Regions from separate parts of the Mus musculus genome. Here regions 1 and 2 are each linked to region 3. A link is a contact called in ENCODE Hi-C or POLR2A ChIA-PET data. All regions are on one chromosome and are shown on one strand. Each heading gives the region's core, a stretch centred on a gene start or an enhancer-like site at or near the end of the contact. The rest is flanking DNA. Distances are from core to core; before and after follow the strand shown. Region 1 holds the start of Tmem95 (transmembrane protein 95). Region 2 holds the start of G630025P09Rik (RIKEN cDNA G630025P09 gene). Region 3 holds the start of Nlgn2 (neuroligin 2).

Region 1 (2,700 bases), core at 85-2,584, 40 kb before region 3:
TGGCCAGAGCCTAGAGCTGGGGTTCCCAGATCGAGCTGCCCCCTTCCACCCCACAAGACTCACGAATGGTCCAGAAGGTCTACGCGGGGGCTTATCCTGGGAAAGCATCGTGGATTCTCTAGCCTGTTTTTGCTTGAGGATGGGTCCTCTGTATTCAGAAGTGTGGCAAAGTAAGATAGCACCTCTTTGCCCAGGCTAAACCTAGCAGAGCTCTGGCGGGTTGAGCACTAGGTGGGAGGACTTTGACTTATCAAATGTAACCTGCTCCCTAGACTGTGGTTTCCTTTACTGGAGCTGACATCTTATCCTACAGTAACCATTAAGAGGCCAGGACTCTCTGGGAGGTTTCTTTACTATGTTCCAAGCCACCTATTGTGGGACACTCCATCCTAGGGTGACATAGGGAGCAAGGAGAACCTCCATCAACACGGGGGCTAGAGCTCCCTTCTGGAATTCCAGAGGATCCTGTATGGAAGTGGGGCTGGACCATGGTGTCCAGAGGCCTCTTTCATGTGTGTGCGCCTGCCAGTCAATAGATCTGATGCTGCCTGGCTCCCTGCTGTCTTGGTTCCCATCAGTGTTGCTGACTCCTGTGCTTGTGTATTGGTCCTTCTGTGATCTTGGCCTGTCCAGGCCTGTTTGGGGTTGCTTAGAAACTCTCCAGGCTCAGGTACTTCTGTGGTATGTGTAAAAGCAGATTCAGATTTAGTTTAATCATAGGGTGTGTGTGTATGTGTGTGTGTGTGTGTGTGTGTGTTTGCATGTGTGTTTATGCCTGCGCTGCCACGTAGGCAGGAGGGCCTTGTTTGAGTTTGAGTCACACTAGGCCCTTCCTATGAGAGGTAAAAGCCTCTGGGCTTAGCTGGGCCTCTGAGACCTCTGGGAGCTCTTGGTTGCTGAGACAACCATGAGCCTGTTGCTAGGAAATAGCTGGGTAAGGAAGGCCTAAGGCTGTCCTGGGCAGCCAGGAGCTAGAGTTGGGAGAGTCGGGGAGGGTGTGGGAAGGATAGCATTTCTGGGTTCCTGGGCGGATGGGATACACACATAAACATGGTCATCATTGGGTGGAGTCATTCATCTATCACTGTGACTTACAAGAAGAAAAATAAATTGCTTTCAGAACCATGACGTGTAAAGGCCACTATCCCCTTGCAACAGAAACCCTGATTTATCCGTCCTAGAGATACGTTTTAGCCTCCAGTTCTTGGGGGCCCAGGGGTGGCTCTACCGGAGCCGAGGGGTAAGACAATGGCATTGTTCTGGATCAGTCTAGAACCTCCGACATGAAGGGTCAGAATCTGGATCTCAGAGAATTCTGACTCTTCCCTGGTCTGAGGGGGTCCAACTCCTTCCATACCCCAGCAGGCTTCATGTGGGTGCTGGCTCTGGGTGGGGCTTTCTTGGCCGTGGCCAAGGCTTGTATCTTCTGTCGTCTCCAAGATCATGCCTTGGCAAACCGCCTGGCTCAGCTCAATAACCAGACGAAGCCGAAGTGGAAATGGAAGGAATGGGCTTCCCCAGATTTCTCGGCCTTTGCCTTAGGTAATATCAGATATGCAAGGTTAGCTCAGCAATAGTCACCACTGGATCCTAAGGGGGCTGGCGCCCGAGCTCCTAGCTGTGCATCTCAGCCATTGCTTCAGTCCATAGCCCTTTCTGGACACACTAGCCTCTCTCTCTCTTTGGAAGAACTCTGTGCCCTAGGAAATAGGAAAACAAAAAAACAAAAGACAACACAAAACCCCCCAAAACTCTAGAGCCTACTCTAGCTCCTTCTTGTCCATCTCCACAGATGAGGTCTCAATGAAGCAAGTCACAGAGAAAACTCACCGAGTCCTGAGAGTCATAGGTGAGGTCTGGAGAAAACGGACACTTTGAGACTTAGGAAGACCCAAGACGAGACGGGATATGGGGGGAGGGGAGGTGAAGAGAGGGACCGATCTGGGAGGGGGCCTGGAAGGCAGCTCCGATGAGGTCTAGGGCAATATAGCTGTGCTGTGCCTCTCCAGAGAAAAAAGGATCCACCTCCTTGATTCCATTATACTGGCAATGGCTTCAGAAGACCAGGATCCCCCAGTACACCAGGGAAGGTATTGATGGGGAGGGTACCAAGGAGACGCCTAGGATTTGTAGCCCCGTGGGGCATGACTGAACAAGTCAGCCACTGCTCCTTGCTTTTCATTGCAGCTCTTTGTGCTCCTGTCTGCCGTGAGTAAAAGAAAAGGCCGTGGAGCCCCCTGGGGAGCGAAGAGAGTAGGGCGACGGCCTGAGGAGCTTGGGCGGCTGGGAGGAAGGGGTTGGAGGCGGTGGCTTCGCTTGCCAGCGCTGCTCCTATTGTCTCCTGCAGGGGGCAGCACCATCCTGTACAACTGCTCCACCTGCGAGGGCAAGGAGGAGTCTTGTTGGCCCCAAAAGCACTGCTACCCAGGTTCTTTAATCCTCACCCTCCTAAGGCCCCCTAGGTTCCCTGGTGTGATCCACAGGATCATCCACGGTCTCCTGGGTTCCTTGCAGACAGTCACGATCTGTGGGACGCTAGGATTCTGCTCCTATGTATCTTCGGAATTGTCCTGCTTTCGGGTGTTGTGAGCCTCCAAGTGGAGTGAGTTGTGGGGATCTTCCCAACCCCCTTCCCTGATTCTCTTCAGGCCTCCCATCCTCTGTCTCCTTTCAGGTACCTGAACCTGCAAGCAAAAGACT
Region 2 (2,700 bases), core at 193-2,692, 34 kb after region 3:
CAGGAGCTCCGTGTTCAGGAGAGTTGGAGTGAAGGGCCCAAGCCTGGAGCTGATCTTCTCCGAGCCAAGGATTTTGTCTTCGCTCTACTCGGTAAGTGTGGGAATTTGCAAACCCCAGCCTCGCCATTTCCTGCCCCGACTTTGAACCAGGATACCTTCACGACCCTTTCTCTTCTTTAGGTCTGGTTCACCGCCAAGACCCTCGTTTTCCACCCCAGGCAGAACTCTTGCTGCTTCGTGGTGGGATTCGCGAAGGTTCCCTAGATTTAGGGCACGCCCCCTTAGGTCCCTACTCCCGGGGACCTCATTATGATGCCGGCTTTACACTCCTTGTGCCTGTGTTTTCTCTGGATGGCACTGGGCCCGAGCTGCTACTGGATCTGGAATCCTGTTCTGCATGGCTCCGCCTTCCAGAACTGATGCGTGGAATTTTGGTCCGGGAGGCCTGGCAGGATTGCTTAGGACCTCCTGTCCCAGAAGAAAGTGATATGACTCACCAAACCCATAGCAAAGAGAGTCCCACCGACCGGGAAAACTCTGTAGATCCGTCACATGATTATGTCCCTGAACCTGAGCCACACATGTCTTTGCAAAAATCATCTAGTGACCTTTCAGAGTCCCAATCGTCTTATAAGGACATTACCAATCCTGAAACTCCTGAGCCATTGGAAACACTGAGCAGCGACGCCTTGGACGCCGACGAAAGCCAAGTCCCAAAGCCGTCGGAGGCTCCAAAGGCATGGCCCACATTATGCCCGACCCAAGTAACTTCCTGGTTCTTCGTTAAGTTGGCTGAGGTTGCTGAGTCCCTGATCCCGGTCCCAGGCGCCCCACGGCTAGTTCATGCAGCTCGTCACGCAGGTGTCACCACGGTCCTCCTGGCAACTCCAGAGCCCCCACGCCACCTCCTGCTCTTCGACTTGATCCCGGTGGTGACCGTGACAGGCTGGCCTGACACGGCTCGGAGCCACTCGTGGGCGGGTCCACTGGTCTCTGAATCGGCCTCTTTCTACCTAGTGCCGGGCAGCCTCCCAGAGCAGCCGAGCACCTCTGGATGGCAGCTGTGCTTCGCTCGCCAGGAGCTGGCGCTCAAAGAGCGCATCCCCACGCCGCTGCTTCAGGCACACGCGGCGGCCCAGGCGCTGCTGCGCCCGCTGGTGGCGGGGACCCGAGCCGCTGCGCCCTACCTCCTGCGGACCTTGCTCTACTGGGCGTGCGAGCGGCTCCCGGCGCTCTACTTGGCGCGGCCGGAAAATGCCGGCGCTTGTTGCCTTGGGCTACTGGATGAGCTGAGCCGAGTGCTAGAGGCCGGGGCGCTGCCTCATTATTTTTTGAGCGGCCGAAAGCTCCGTGTGGGAGACGGCTCCGCTGCTCTGCGCGGGGCATTGGCCCAGCTCCGCGGGGACCCTGCACAGGCCTTGCGTGAGGCTGTAGAGGAAGCCAAGGTTGCCCGCAAAGGGGGCGGTTTAGCGGGCGTAGGGGGCGGGACCCATTAAAGATTTTACTCCTAAGGGAATGGAAAGTGTTTCCTTTGGTGAGAGGGTCATGCAGGGGACTGCTGCTCCCTCCATACAGACAGTGTATGCTTGGGTCCAAAGTCCCTTTTCTAAAAGGTTTCCCCAGTATTCTACCCTGCCTGAGGCCCAAGTTCTCTAAATCTGGCTGGCGCCCCTTCTGTCCCGGTACTGCCTCCCGGAACCTCTCTCCCCTATTCTTTCAGAGTCTGACAGGGATAGTAGGAATGTATTTACTGACAAAATGCGGGAAGGAACTGGTTTTTGGAAACCTAGTTCTGATCAATTGGCTCATACCAAACCAGAGATATTAAGGCCGGATCACAGCCCAGACTGGATGGCACAGCTACCGGTTTCTCCACTTTCCCCCCAACTCTCCTCGTCCATTTCTGTCCTCACTTCCATCCCAGGCAGTAGAATCCCTTTTCATTTTCTCTCTGTCGGCTATTCCATCGACCCCCTGCCCCCAGCCCCGCCATATCAGGCTCCGTGTCTCCTCTCCTCTGAACCCCGAGATTTGCAGGCCTTGCCTCTACTCCGCCTGCCTCTGTGACAGTTCCCACTTAGAGCTTCCAAGGAACCCCAGGGTTCCGCCCGCCCAGCTTCTCCCAGCGTCTCCGCCCCCTGCCCCGCCCCCAGGCCGGCTCGCAGAGGAGGGGGAGCCTCTGTCGCCGCCGCCGCCTCAGCTTCCCACAGCCGCTGCCGCTGCCTCCGCCGCTCTGCCTGGTCCAACCTCCAGGCCCAGTGCTCTGACTTTGCCGAACCGAGGCGCTCTGCAGAGACATCCTTACTCCTTCCTGGGGGTCCGGGACGCTTAGGCCGACGTTGGGGGGAAACCTCCGCTTGCGGGTGACAGGGAGGGAGGAGCCTGGAGCTGGAGCTCGCGGCACCCGTCGCCCGGATCAACAGGACAGGACAGGTTGAGGGGCGTCGGGGAAAGGAAGGGGTGTTATAGCAGTCCCAGGGAGGACGAGAAAGCCCTGGCGCAGGAAGCTCTGATGCGCTGTGACTTATTAAGGGCCTGTTCACGTTTGAGGAGTGTTGACAACGTGGGTGCACTCCTCTCTTGGGGGCCTTGTTAGATTGGAGGGTGTGGGATCTAAGCAGTGCCAGTTGTTCCTCGGGAAATTTAAGGGGCAACTAGAAAACAGACAGAAACGGCGGATGCTCCTTTTTTCGGGGCGAC
Region 3 (2,808 bases), core at 28-2,527:
AGTAGAGACCTACACTTGACTGCCTTCCCATTCATCTCCCCACCCCCTCCCAGTTTAAGGACACCCAAACATCGCGCCAAGTCCAGGAGTCCCAGAACTGTTACTTCACCTCCTTCCCGTAGGCATCCGGAAACTGAGCGCCTGTAGAGAGATGCAAAACCAATCAGAACTGTATTGGCTTAGACCCTCTCAAACCCCAGGGGCACCTAAGTAGACACTGCATCCCTGGAAGCTTCTGACTGGTGGAAACAGATGTAGTACTGAGACGCTTTTGGACCTAAAGACAAACTTGAAGGTTCGGGGTTCCAAGGGATCTCTATTCCATAAAAGACAAGACACTTCCTATAGGTCCCTCCCCGCACCAGATCCCAAAGATTGCCCCCAGCCCAGCTGCATCCCACGTCCCCTGACCGTGTGCCCCGTAGGAGGCCAAACCCAAGGCCCCAGCTCCGGACAAGGCACCTAGGCGGCGGAAAGCAGCCCCTACCCCGGCCATAGCTGTGGGTGGTCACGCGCGGAACCAACACCGCCCTGACCACCCAACAAGCCAGCCAATCCCGATTGCCCATGCAAATAAGGTCCAAAAATGCCCAATCAGGGCTATGTTCATTTCAGAGCCCCGGTTCCCTTACAGACGCCTTTGTAAAACTTCTGTTGAATGGAGAAGATGTCTGGCGGGCGGAGAAACTAGAACCAATTAGGAGCGGAGGAGCGGAGCAGTGGGAGGCGGGGTTGAGGGTGGGACTAGAGGATTTGCGTCACGGATTGGCCCACTTTCCAAGTTGATCGCCTCTTCGACACCCCAACCCCACACCTCCAGCTAATTTGCAAAGATATCGGTCCCCCACAAAGTTCCACCCCTTTTTCTACAGGCTCCTCCTGTTCTGCTTCAAACCAGACCCACTCCTCAAAAGGGGCGGCCCCACGGATTTCTAAGCTCCACCTATTGCCATCAAACCCCTCCCATCCCACGATGGCTCCGCCTCTGTGCCTAGAGGCCCCGCCTTCTTCGTGTGATGCCCTGCCCTCTATAGTTCAGCTGTTCTCCCCCTTGCTAGACCCGGAGAGCCCAGAGGGTGGGAGATCCGGGGGGGCGGGGGGAGAGATGTCTTCACCCTGCTCTAGTTCGCTACGTCCATCCGTCCGTCTGTCCACTCCCACCCCTTTCACTGTCTTCAATCCCCCCCCACACTCCAGAGGGCGGGTGGGCAGGCGGGTGCAAGCGAGGGGTGTGCGCCGCTCTCTCGGCAGGGGGCGGGGGAGGCGGCCGCGCGGTGACGCGCGGGGCTGCTGCGGCTGCTCCGCCGGCGGATCATCACTCTCGAGCTGGGATGGACGCGGGGCGGGCGGGCCCTGGCGCGCAGAGCCAGGAGTCCGGGCCTCCTGGCTACTGAGCATTTCCCAAAGCCTCCCCTAGCCCTTGCCTTCCTTCCTAGGAGCCGCACCGACCTCTGCCTCGAGGCTCGGGACTCGGCCCCCGCCCTCTTCTGACTCCCCGGATCTCCCTCCCGCCCGCCCTCGGGATCGACTAGATCCCTCCCCCTCCCCGAGGATTCCGGCTGGATCCCTGCCCCTGCACCGCGGATTCTGCGCTCCGGGGCTCCGGGCCCCTAGGGATTGCCGTGGACTCCTCCTCCAGCACCCGATCCCTTAGGATCTGTCGCCTGAACCGCCTCCTGGTCCCTCGAAGCCATCCCAGAGAACCAGTGGATCTCCAATCTAGTCCTGTCCCATTGCTCCCTCCTGGCTCAGCCTTTCCCACTGCGGGGTTCCCTGTTCTTGAGCTCTCTCTGACCCTATACCCTAGCTTTCCTTTTCCTGGGGATCGACTGGATTCCGGCCCCGCCCCCCGGGGCTGGGGCGATCCCCCTCCCCCGCCGGGTGAGGCGCTGCAGGCGGGGGCTGGGCCTGCGGGGCCGCGGGGGCTCAGAGGCCGCCGCCCCCCTTCTGAAACCCGTCCGCCCCCCGCTCGGAGCCCTGGATGGAGGCACCACGGCCCCAGGGCTGATCCAGGTAGGAGCTAAGCCATGCTGGGTGGAGGGGGCTGCGCGGCGGTCCATTGGGGTCTTCCTCTTCCCATATTCCTCCCTGCGCCTGGTTTCCCTCAGCCTGCTCTGTCTGCGTGTCTCCGCCTAAGGATGCTCTCGCCGTGTCTCTGCGTCTTGGTCTCTTTGTCTCTGCCTCTCTCCAGTCCATGAATGATCCTTTGAATGGGCCCACAGACCCCGTGTGTTCCCATCTCCCCCTCCCCCTCCTTCTCCCCTTCCCGGCCAAGCCATTTTCCCCACTGCAGGAAGGGGGGGGGGCTGCGGCCTGAGCCCCCGTCCCTCAACTCTCCCCGGTTGGGGGAGTCGGGCCTGGGCTGGAATGGAAGAGCAAGGCAGAGGGATCGGGAGGAGGGGGGAGCAAGATGTGGCAGACAGAGATGAAGAGAGAAAATGGGGGAGAGAGTAATAGAAAAAAGGAGAGAGAGAGAGAGCACTTGAGGGAGAAAATCAGAGAAGGTATTTGGAGGAGAGAGCGATGAGAAACACCAAGGAGACAGAAATGAGAAAAGACTGAGGGGTGAGAGACTGAAGGCAAGAGCTGGAGCAAGCCAGTTAAGGCCAAGGAAAGATGCTCCAAGGGACCCTGTTCGGAGGAGAAAGATGGGGGGGGGGGGGCTCTAGTGGGAGGGGAAGAGAGAAAAGCTAGTTAGAGGAGAGGAGGCAAGGGGCCCAAAGTACCTTAAGGGAAAGGGGTGACTGAGGCAGGACATGATGGGAGAAGAGGGAAGAGATAGCAAGGCCCAGCCTGGCATAGGAAAAA

What was found. Hi-C counts contacts between places; a loop is a spot of excess contacts on that map. ChIA-PET counts read pairs that join two places held with the same protein, here RNA polymerase II (POLR2A).
Region 1: a loop to region 3 is called in a map of left cerebral cortex, with 2.8 times the contacts of the local background. The contact joins the promoter of Tmem95 here to the promoter of Nlgn2 in region 3. A Hi-C loop is called at or near these places in 4 of 37 maps with a recorded cell type or tissue (heart and left cerebral cortex). POLR2A ChIA-PET finds 5 or more read pairs at or near these places in 4 of 5 experiments (Patski and embryonic stem cell).
Region 2: a map of left cerebral cortex shows a loop between it and region 3 (3-fold over the local background). The contact joins the promoter of G630025P09Rik here to the promoter of Nlgn2 in region 3. A Hi-C loop is called at or near these places in 17 of 37 maps with a recorded cell type or tissue (T-helper 2 cell, adrenal gland, gastrocnemius and 3 more). POLR2A ChIA-PET finds 5 or more read pairs at or near these places in 4 of 5 experiments (Patski and embryonic stem cell).

Annotation. Positions count from the first base shown.
Region 1 is chr11:69,876,689-69,879,388 of GRCm38, reverse strand. It overlaps Tmem95 (transmembrane protein 95), which reads left to right and starts at 1,334. Exons shown (of 7, transcript NM_001195710.2): 1 at 1,334-1,542; 2 at 1,793-1,849; 3 at 2,010-2,090; 4 at 2,188-2,208; 5 at 2,348-2,428; 6 at 2,515-2,602; 7 at 2,675-2,700. The coding sequence starts at 1,371. Kctd11 (potassium channel tetramerisation domain containing 11) reads left to right here. Exons shown (of 1, transcript NM_153143.4): 1 at 1-1,125.
Region 2 is chr11:69,802,411-69,805,110 of GRCm38, reverse strand. It overlaps G630025P09Rik (RIKEN cDNA G630025P09 gene), which reads right to left and starts at 1,442. Exons shown (of 1, transcript NR_027913.1): 1 at 1-1,442. It overlaps Tmem102 (transmembrane protein 102), which reads left to right. Exons shown (of 2, transcript NM_001033433.4): 1 at 1-91; 2 at 181-1,516. The coding sequence ends at 1,496. It also overlaps a transcript of Fgf11 not described here.
Region 3 is chr11:69,836,253-69,839,060 of GRCm38, reverse strand. Nlgn2 (neuroligin 2) reads left to right here and starts at 1,277. Exons shown (of 8, transcript NM_001364137.1): 1 at 1,277-2,013. Tmem256 (transmembrane protein 256) reads right to left here and starts at 536. Exons shown (of 4, transcript NM_026982.1): 1 at 412-536; 2 at 110-141. The coding sequence starts at 496.